Regions from separate parts of the Homo sapiens genome. Here region 1 is linked to region 2. Evidence: chromatin contacts called from ENCODE Hi-C data. All regions are on one chromosome and are shown on one strand. The core of a region is the stretch at or near the end of the contact, and the rest is flanking DNA. Distances in the headings are between cores, read along the strand shown. Region 1 has its middle 38 kb from the start of LINC02925. Region 2 holds the start of LINC02939 (long intergenic non-protein coding RNA 2939).

Region 1 (4,353 bases), core at 93-2,592, 510 kb before region 2:
GCCTTCGTTTACAGGTGACCAAACTGAGGCCCAGAGAGGTTAGGTGTCTTGCCCAAGAACACACAGCAGCAAGATCAAGCACGCTCTCCGCCCAACCCCCGTGCATATGGGGCTTAGGTTAGAAGCACAGCCCATTGGTCCAAACCCACCTCTACCACGCAGCAACCTGTGGCTCTGTGCCAGGGCTTCCTCCTGCGTGAAATGCAGCTAACAAGAGCACCTACCTCCAGTTGGTACGAAAATAAATCATGTCTCATGCTTAGAGGGCTGTCTGGCCCTGAGCAGGACATGCTGTCCGAATCTTGCTATTTACTGCACATTTGACAGCAAAAAGAGAAGTCTCATCATGACTTTGAGTTTATTGCTGATATTTCTCTCACAAAACCCCCCTTAGAGGAGGGTTATCAGGAAGGCAGAAAGGCTGCAATGTTTATGAGCATAGCCTTGGGGGCAAAGCCACCCACGTGCAAATCCCAGCTCTGCTCGGGAACGAACTGGGGACTTAGGCAAGTGGCACTGCCTCCCGGTGCCTCAGTTTCCTCATCTGTAAAATGGGGTGAAGCTGTGTGCTCTGCAGACTTGGTTGAGACAATTCGTGTGAAACACTCAGCGCAGGCCTGCTGTGCAGAATGAGTGATTTCTATTACTATTATTAATGTTTTTGATAGGCCGGTACTTCCTGCCTTTCCTGTGTAACCACAGGGGACTTTAATCACTGGGCTTAAACATAATCACAACCCTAGGTTATAACTCAAACACCAAACAATCAGAACAGTAGCCCTGTAGACGGGACTGTCATTAGTGGCGAATTACCAGCCCAAAGTGTCCGCCCAGGCCTCTGCCACATGCCGAGATACCAAAGGCAAAACAACAGGGCTTTCTCCAATTAGGGAAACACGCATTTTCTTTTTTCTTTCTTTCTTTTTTTTTTTTTTTTTGAGATGGAGTTTCGCTCTTGTTGCCCAGGCTGGAGTGCAATGGCGCGATCTCAGCTCACCCCAACCTCTGCCTCCCGGGTTCAAGCGATTCTCCTGCCCCAGCCTCCCAAGTAGCTGGGATGACAGACATGCGCCAACACGCCCGGCTAATTTTTTGTATTTTTAGTAGACGTGGGGATTTCTCCATGTTGGTCAGGCTGGTCTTGAATTCCCGACCTCAGGTGATCTGCCCGCCTCGGCCTCCCAAAGTGTTGGGATTACAGGCGTGAGCCAGCGCGCCCGGCGAAACCCACATTTTCTTGCGCCACCTCTGTCTCTAAGAGTCTGAGTGACCTGCCTCTAAGTTCTCAAGTTAAACTATTACATATCCCCAGCAGCCAAGGGCTCCAAGCAGGTGACAGGCTGGCCTGGGCCCCACCCGCTGGGCTGGGTTAGGCCTGTGACACTCTGTTCACATAACTGTCCCCTTGGGAGATCCAGGCCTCCTCTCAGACCCCCCAGCCACACCTGACGGTGGAAGACTTGAACTTTTACTCCTTTACAAGCAGTATTTTTCAGGACCATTGCTGTGCCACCAAAAGGCAAAGAAAAGGCAGATCTAAACCCACCGTGGTGCCAAAGAGACCCCAAGCCAGCCTGTGGGATGCCCAAACCAGAGGCCTTCGAAAGCACTGTGAGTGGTCCACTTGGCCTCGGAGGCGCCCAGCAGATGACCATCTCCAAGCCAGGCAAGAGACGCTGCTTCCCAGCGAGCACCCTCTGCCTTCTGCCTGTTACTCACTAAACCCGGCCACAGCTTCTCTCCCTCAATTCACTGTCAATTTCTGTCGGAGCAGGGATGCTCTGCCACACACCCCAACACTGTCCCTGCTGCCCCGGGCTTTCTGCAGAGACAGTCTCCTTACCCCTAAAGAGGCCAGGCAGCAGCCTCTTGGGCCGCCTTGCAGGGGAGGAGGCAGGAACTCAGGCAGGGGGTGACCAGGCCACCCAGCCAGTCCCTGGTGTCTTCCCTCCCAGCCAGCACACGCCCACACCAACAGGAGCTCTGTAAATACCCAAGTCCCCACCATGGCCACTAGGCAGGAGACCCCAAACCTGACACACAGAAGCCCACATACAGGGACGCCTCCCCAGCTCCCCGAGATGGGGCAGCCTCCTAAAATGAGCCCCTGGCCGGAGCCCTGTCATGACAGGACTGGAACCCCAATGCCAAATAAACCCCAGTAGATTCGGCTACCGGAGAGAAATACCCAAACAGAGAAACATGGGGAGATGGAAGGGGGCTTCATGTGGCCCCCAGGGAGGGGAGGGGGCACACGGATGGCACAATCACTAACACAGATCACATCATGGGACTATCGGGGCCCCAGGTTCTCCCATAACAGGAAAGTCACCAGGACCCGTCAAGTGGGGTGCTGCTGTTTCTGTAACATGTCTAACATTGCTCTGATACTCCTTCCAAAGAGAAAACAGGCTTCAGGCTGGCAGCCCTCCCTGGCAGCAGAGGCTCACTAGGCTCCAATAACACTTTCTTTTCATTGAGCCTGAACCACTATTCTATTCTATTCTACAGCAGAAATGGTGATTCAGGAAAACCGGCTCTGATTCTCCTCCCTCGTTTTCCAGTTGGTGAAGGTGAAGCCTGGGAGAGCGGAGAGCAAAGATCACCTAACGCCGGCGCCGGGCTCCACAGATAAGAGGAGGGTACTAAGGGGAAGGCCTGGAAGGCTGGTGGTTTGGAGAGAGACCACCTGGTTCTTTCCCAGTGAAGGGTCCTCCACCTCCCTCAGCAGGAGACCCAGAATAAACAGCCTCCCAGGGCTATGTGGAAACACACCACAACTTGGAGACTTTCCCGTGCTCTCCAGAGTGCAAGACAGACATCACCGGACAGGCCCCGCCTGCCCCCAGGCTGCATGGCTGGGACAGCCGCACTCCACGCATCAGCCATAGGGGCAGCTGAGAGGAAAGAGCAGCAGAGCAGAGGGCTGGTGGCTCACTGAGACCCCAGGTGCCCAATTTCCCAGGCTCCAGGACCAAGCTGCATCTCCCTGTGAGCCCAGCACGGTGAGGACTGTGGGGCTTCGAGGTCTGCCCCGGGACCACAAAGTGCTGCAGAAGGGTCCACATGGCTGCCAAGGCAGGAGCAAGGCAAGACAGGCAGGGCCCCTTTCCTGGACCAGGCAGGGGTCTTCGGAAGGGTGTGCAGCAGGAAGGAGGGGCAGGGTTACTGAGGTCACTCATCTGGGGAGTCCCAGCTAACAACAGGGGAACGTGGTTTCACCCCAGCACGGGGCAGAGGCAGCAACTGAACACACACCCTGGCCAGACTGTGCATCCCCAAATGGGCCTGGGACACAAAAGTCAGGAAGACAGACTTCAGACTTCAGGCTCAGCCACAGCGCCCGGGGCAGAGGCCATGACTGACCTCCTAAACCCATTTTGAACCCCAACCCAGGGCGAGCCCAGCCTGAGGAGGCCCACATCACCCCATTCGATCCTCTTACCTGCCCCTGCCCACTTGCTAGTGAGGAAACTGAGGCCCAGGAGGCTCACTACCTTGCCCAAGGTCACAGAGCAGGAGGGTGAGGGAGGCAAGTCCCAGACTCCTCTCTCGAGTGCTGCCCTCGACTTCTGAGGCAACAGAGCCCTGACCCTGACCTCCCTCCCAGGCCCAGCACCAGGGCAGGGCTGCACTGGGCTGGGACTCAGGCACCTCCTTTTTGGCATGTAGGAGAGACACCTCTGAATTTTCTTCCTAACCCACACAAGGCAGGCAAGAAGGGAACCCCATCCTGCAAAAGGTCTCCCCCAAACCGAATCTTTCCTACCTCAGGAGATGCAGGGTTGACAATAGCCGAAAAAGTGGACTTGGCTCTGGGGGAGTCACACTCAGGTCCCTGGCCCCGGGGCACTGCTGCACCTTCTGCCACACAGCCAACAGGGCAGGGGCACCAGCCCACCCGGCTGAGAACAAACTGGCTCTCCTCCCTCCCTTGTCCAGGACCTGGCAGGGGTGCAGGTCCTGCTCTAGACATGTGGGGCCTCGGGCCGGGGTTGCCACACTGCACCCCACGTTCTGGCAGGCGCACGGGCCTGGGCTACAGCCAAGGTGCCAGCCCGCCCCAGCAGAGCCCCATGAGCTCAACATCCCGAACAAAGGGAGAGAAGACAGGGCAGAAAGTGGGGTGCACGGAGGGGACAAGCGCCCACAACTTTTTGGAGAGGTCGTCTGTAGGGAAGCAGGGGCTGGGGCGCCCTCCTCCTCTCCCGTCCCACCCGGGAGTGGATCGGCAGGACGACATTGGCGGGCCCGGGCCGATACCGTCCCCCTCCAGTGGCCCAGCGTCGGTGACCCCCGGTCCGGCGACCCCCACCCCAGTCCGGGCCCCGCAACCCCGGGATGTCCTCGTCT
Region 2 (4,054 bases), core at 772-3,271:
TCTTCCAAGAAAGAGTTGTAGCTTCCCAATAACCTTTCCAAACACATCTCACCAAAAAAAAAAAAAAAAAAAAAAATCTAAAAACAGATGTTTTTTCTTTTCTTCCCATTGTGTTTAAGATGTCTGCTAACGCTTATTTTATGTGTTCAACAAGATTCTCTCTGGCAAATAGCCTGCACACCTGAGATTAGAAGCTGTGCTTCACAAATTCCAAGATCCAGATTAATGCCGAGTGGAGTTCTTGCAAGCTGGTGCGGCTTCAGGTTCAAGAGCAACCTCCTCGGTGCGTTCCCTGGTCTGTGGAAGGCCTGCCCTACGGAAGGGTCCCTCTTAGAGATCCCTTCATTAATATTTAAATACTCACTAAGCAGCGAAAGTGAGAAATGCACTTACCGTCCTCAGGAGTCGCCGTGAACCCGATCGTGACCTGGGGCGCACAGGTCGACAGCCCTGCCCTTGCGGGAGGACCGTGCCTGGCCGCCGCCGGCGCCGCGCTCGCGTGCCCAGAGCTGCACAGGCCCTCAGCTAGCGGTCTGAGTCCTGGGTTCCAAACGCTCACCCTCTTCCCGCGTCGAAGCGGCGGACGGCAGAGCGGTGCCAGTTCCCGCAACTCTTCGCAGGGTGGGACGGCTCTGGACTGCCGCGGGCGAAGCGCACGGCCCAGGCCCCACTTCCCCGGCCCCGCGCCGCGTCTCTCCTTGCCTTCGGGCTCCGGCTTCCCTGCGCTTAGCGACCCGACTGCGCCACAGAGTGGCCCGCAGGACCCGGTCACGGCGTCCGCGCGCCGCAAGGGACCTTTGTCCCAGACGAAAACGAAAGCGCGCCGGCCCCGGGACGCCCACGCCCTGCCGCGGAGAGCCCGGCCGGCGCGCCCCGCGACTTTCTCCAAGTTCACGTGCATTCCGGGGCGGGCGTCGCGAGCCAGGACTTGCAGGGCCGGGCCGTCGGGCGGGCGGTGGGTTGCAGGCGGGCTTGGGGACAGCCCGGCGGGGCGGGCCGGGGCACAATGGGCGCCGCCGGACGGGCGGGCGCGGGGACAGCGTGGGCCCGGCCGCCGCGCGGCCGCTCGTCTGGCGCTGCCCGGGCGCCGAATGCGGCGGCGGCTTGGCACAGACGCGCCGCGCGCCCGGTGCATGCTAATGGCCGGCGGCCGCGCCATGAATTATTCAGCAGCGGCGCGGAGAGGGCGAGCGCGGCGCGGAGGGCGACCCGGGCCGCGCGTCCCCCGCCGCTGCGAAGCCGCTGCGGCGACTTCCCAAACTTTCCCGGGTCGGCACCGAGGATGCGGCCCCCGCGGCGCCGCCGTCCCCGCCCGAGCGCGCCGGCCGCGCTTCCCCCGTTGCCGCCTATTTTATGTCTTTTGTCTCGGAGTTGGCACCTGTCCCAGAGAGCGCGTTTCCCTGCCCACCCCTTCGCCGCCGGATCGGAGCGGGGGAGGGAGTACGGGGAACCCAGGGAGGAGGGGACGGGGAAAGCAAGGCGCCTGCGGGCCCCGCAGCCCGCGGAGACCGCCCGAGAGCGGCGGCGGTGCCCGCGCGCCCGGGCACCCCTGTTCTGCGGGGAGGTCGCGGATGCAACCGCGCCCGGAATACCAACGAGGCCCCCCGCGGCCCCCGCCGTGCCCGCTGCGGGTGAAGACCGGGCGCCGCCCCTCCTGGGTTCCCCCTTCCACCGCCCCCCACCCCGGGACGGCGCGCGCGGGCGGGGCGGGCGGTGCGAGCAGCGGATTCGCCGCCCGGGCCCCGCGCCTCGCCCCGCAGCCCCGCGTGCGCGTCCCCGCGGGCACGCCGCCCCGGGCGCTCCCCTCCAGCGCGCCCCCGCCCCGCGGCCCCTCCCGCCGCCCGCCCCGGGCAAGGGCACCGCGTCGCGGAGACCCAGCGGCCTTCCGTTTCGCGCCCCGGGGCCCGCGCGGCCGAGGCGGGCGGGCGGGCGCGAGCTCCCGGCCCGGCCCGCCCCCGCCGCCCTGGCACCGAGGCGGCTGCTGGGGCGCGCTCGGCGGCTGCGCTCCAAGGCGCCGGCTGCCATGATTGCGGGCAGCGGGACGCGCGCGCACGCTCGGGCCCGGCTCTGGGACCCCTGGCTGACCGACGGTCCCTGCAGTCCCCGCAACCTGGTGCCCGCAGCCCCGAGCGCGCCGCGGACAGCGGTCAGGCTCTCCAGGCTCGTCCCCGCGGGGAACAGTGTGCGCTGCGGAGCTCTCGACGCGGCCCCGGGACAGCGCTCGGGGCCGACGGTGGCAGCGGGCTTCCCCCAGGGCGGAGCGCGCGCACGGGCAACCCCGCGGCGGCTTCCAGGACACCGCCGGCCCCGCGGAGCAAGGGGTGCCCAGAGGGGTGGGAGTCCGGACTCGGCACACGGGAGCCGGCCGGCGGAGGCAGGGGTCAGCGCACAGTGCCGGGAGATGTAAGAGGGGCGCGCAAGGTGCCTGGAGGAGTTGGGTTGGGGGGTGGTTCACGGTGCCCGGGGAGGCGTGGGATGGGCAGGGGCGCGGTGCCTGGAGCCGCTGCCCAGCTCCGAGCGCGCTCTCTTCCTTCCCGGTGGCAACAACTTCCTGCTTCCCCGACTCAGGGCACAGGAGCTTCGGGGAGAAGTTCAAGGCCACAGCTTTGCTCTCTCGGAGCCCGATGGCGACACTGCTGGCCCCGGGCCACACGGTTCCCTCCCAGGCCCTCCCGGTGGTTGAGACCGGCCGGCCTCTAGGGTCCGGACACGGGTTAGAATGCCAAGGAGGCCGCGGCGTCTTTTCCCGCCCGCTCCACAGAGGCGCCTGAGTGGTTCCCAAACCGCAGAGGGGCCGGCCTGGGCCTCCGGCTCTCGGGGACGCACGCGGACACAGAGTCACTATTCGCAGACCCCGTCCCCCTGCCCGAGCATGCCCTGGCCCAGAGCCGCATGGAGCTGATGTCCCCAGACGCCTGCGACGGCCCTTTGGCGGCCAGGGCCCGAGAGAAACAAGGCCTCCCGGGTCCCAACCCAATGTCTGTCTGTGCCTGTCTCCCCCCAACCCCCCGCCGCCGGCCTTGGCATTCTAACCAGTGTCCCTTGACGTCACATCTCGCCATTTCTGCCAACCAATTGAAACTTGCCCGTTGTCATAAAAATATATATACTTTTTATGCCATTGGTAAATTCAAAAGTTCCTCGTGTGCCCTGCTTCCCAGGAAACTTCATTTCACATTGGATTAGACTGCCCAGGAGGGCAACGCTGGGCTGGGGCAGCCGGGCAACTCTGCCAGGGCCTCGCTGCCCACTGAGCTGCCTTCCACAGCTCGCTAGACCCCCATGATTGTGGCTGTGAATTGTGCCAGCCACCCTGATAAACACACCACTGCCTCCACCCCATGACACACGGAATTTGGGGGGAGGGAAGGAAGAACTCAGGGTATGTTAAGAAACCTTCCCAATTGCTTTCCTGGGAGTTGGGGCGGTGGGGACTGGAATCTTACTACAGCATCTTCTTTTTAGAAGCTGAAAGAACTTTAGGGATAGCTTTATTATTTTTTTTTCTATGGGAAAACTCAGTTTTAGAAAATGGAGTAGAAATGTTTTCCAATTAATCTTTTCATTGGAATCCGGACCAACTTTCACTTTCCATAGCTGCCTGGTGGCTTCACTATCGAGTGGGGTGCCCTCTTTTCCTGAGGAAGGTCCTGTGTCTCCCCCTCACCCCCCAGCTCCAAGGGCTGTGGGGCCCAGAGCTGGAAGCTCAGGAGCTCTGTGCTTCCCCAGAAAAGGGCACGGCTCTCTCGGCAGCCTGAGACGCAGACATGCCGTGTCTACCTTCTAGCAATACAGCAGGGGAAATCAATCCTGTCTAGCACAGTGCTTTATCATTTTCTTTCTTCACTATTAAAATTTTCAGCCCCAAATAGGAAGTGTGGGGTGAGAGCACACATTCCCACAGGATGAGTCTGTGCCCAGCAGTGCCCAAAGTCCCACATATGCCCCTGTAGCCCCTCCTAACCCAGCCACACTAAGGCAGAACTCAACCGCTAACTGCTCTATAAACTCCTCCTGTACCCCATCGTTGCTGTATGGTTCAACTACTTTAAAA

The links. Hi-C counts contacts between places; a loop is a spot of excess contacts on that map. Pooled maps may share reads with other maps.
Region 1: a pooled map shows a loop between it and region 2 (6-fold over the local background). The contact joins the enhancer-like site here to the promoter of LINC02939 in region 2. A Hi-C loop is called at or near these places in 1 of 37 single-sample maps with no recorded cell type and 7 of 50 pooled maps.

What each region holds. Positions count from the first base shown.
Region 1 is chr22:46,577,553-46,581,905 of GRCh38, reverse strand. It overlaps a transcript of GRAMD4 not described here. Among named protein-coding and RNA genes, the nearest start is that of LINC02925, 38 kb to the right of the region's middle. RefSeq lists an enhancer at 1-58. Within about 2 kb of position 1,342, at least 10 of the 41 ENCODE cell types and tissues checked have a DNase peak (open chromatin) inside an H3K27ac peak, as active enhancers do.
Region 2 is chr22:46,068,988-46,073,041 of GRCh38, reverse strand. LINC02939 (long intergenic non-protein coding RNA 2939) reads left to right here and starts at 2,021. Exons shown (of 2, transcript NR_148973.1): 1 at 2,021-2,403. The region is part of intron 1 of LOC124905135 (collagen alpha-1(III) chain-like); the gene reads right to left. RefSeq lists enhancers at 1-551, 552-1,106 and silencers at 700-779, 950-1,039, 1,120-1,329, 1,460-1,539, 1,600-2,379.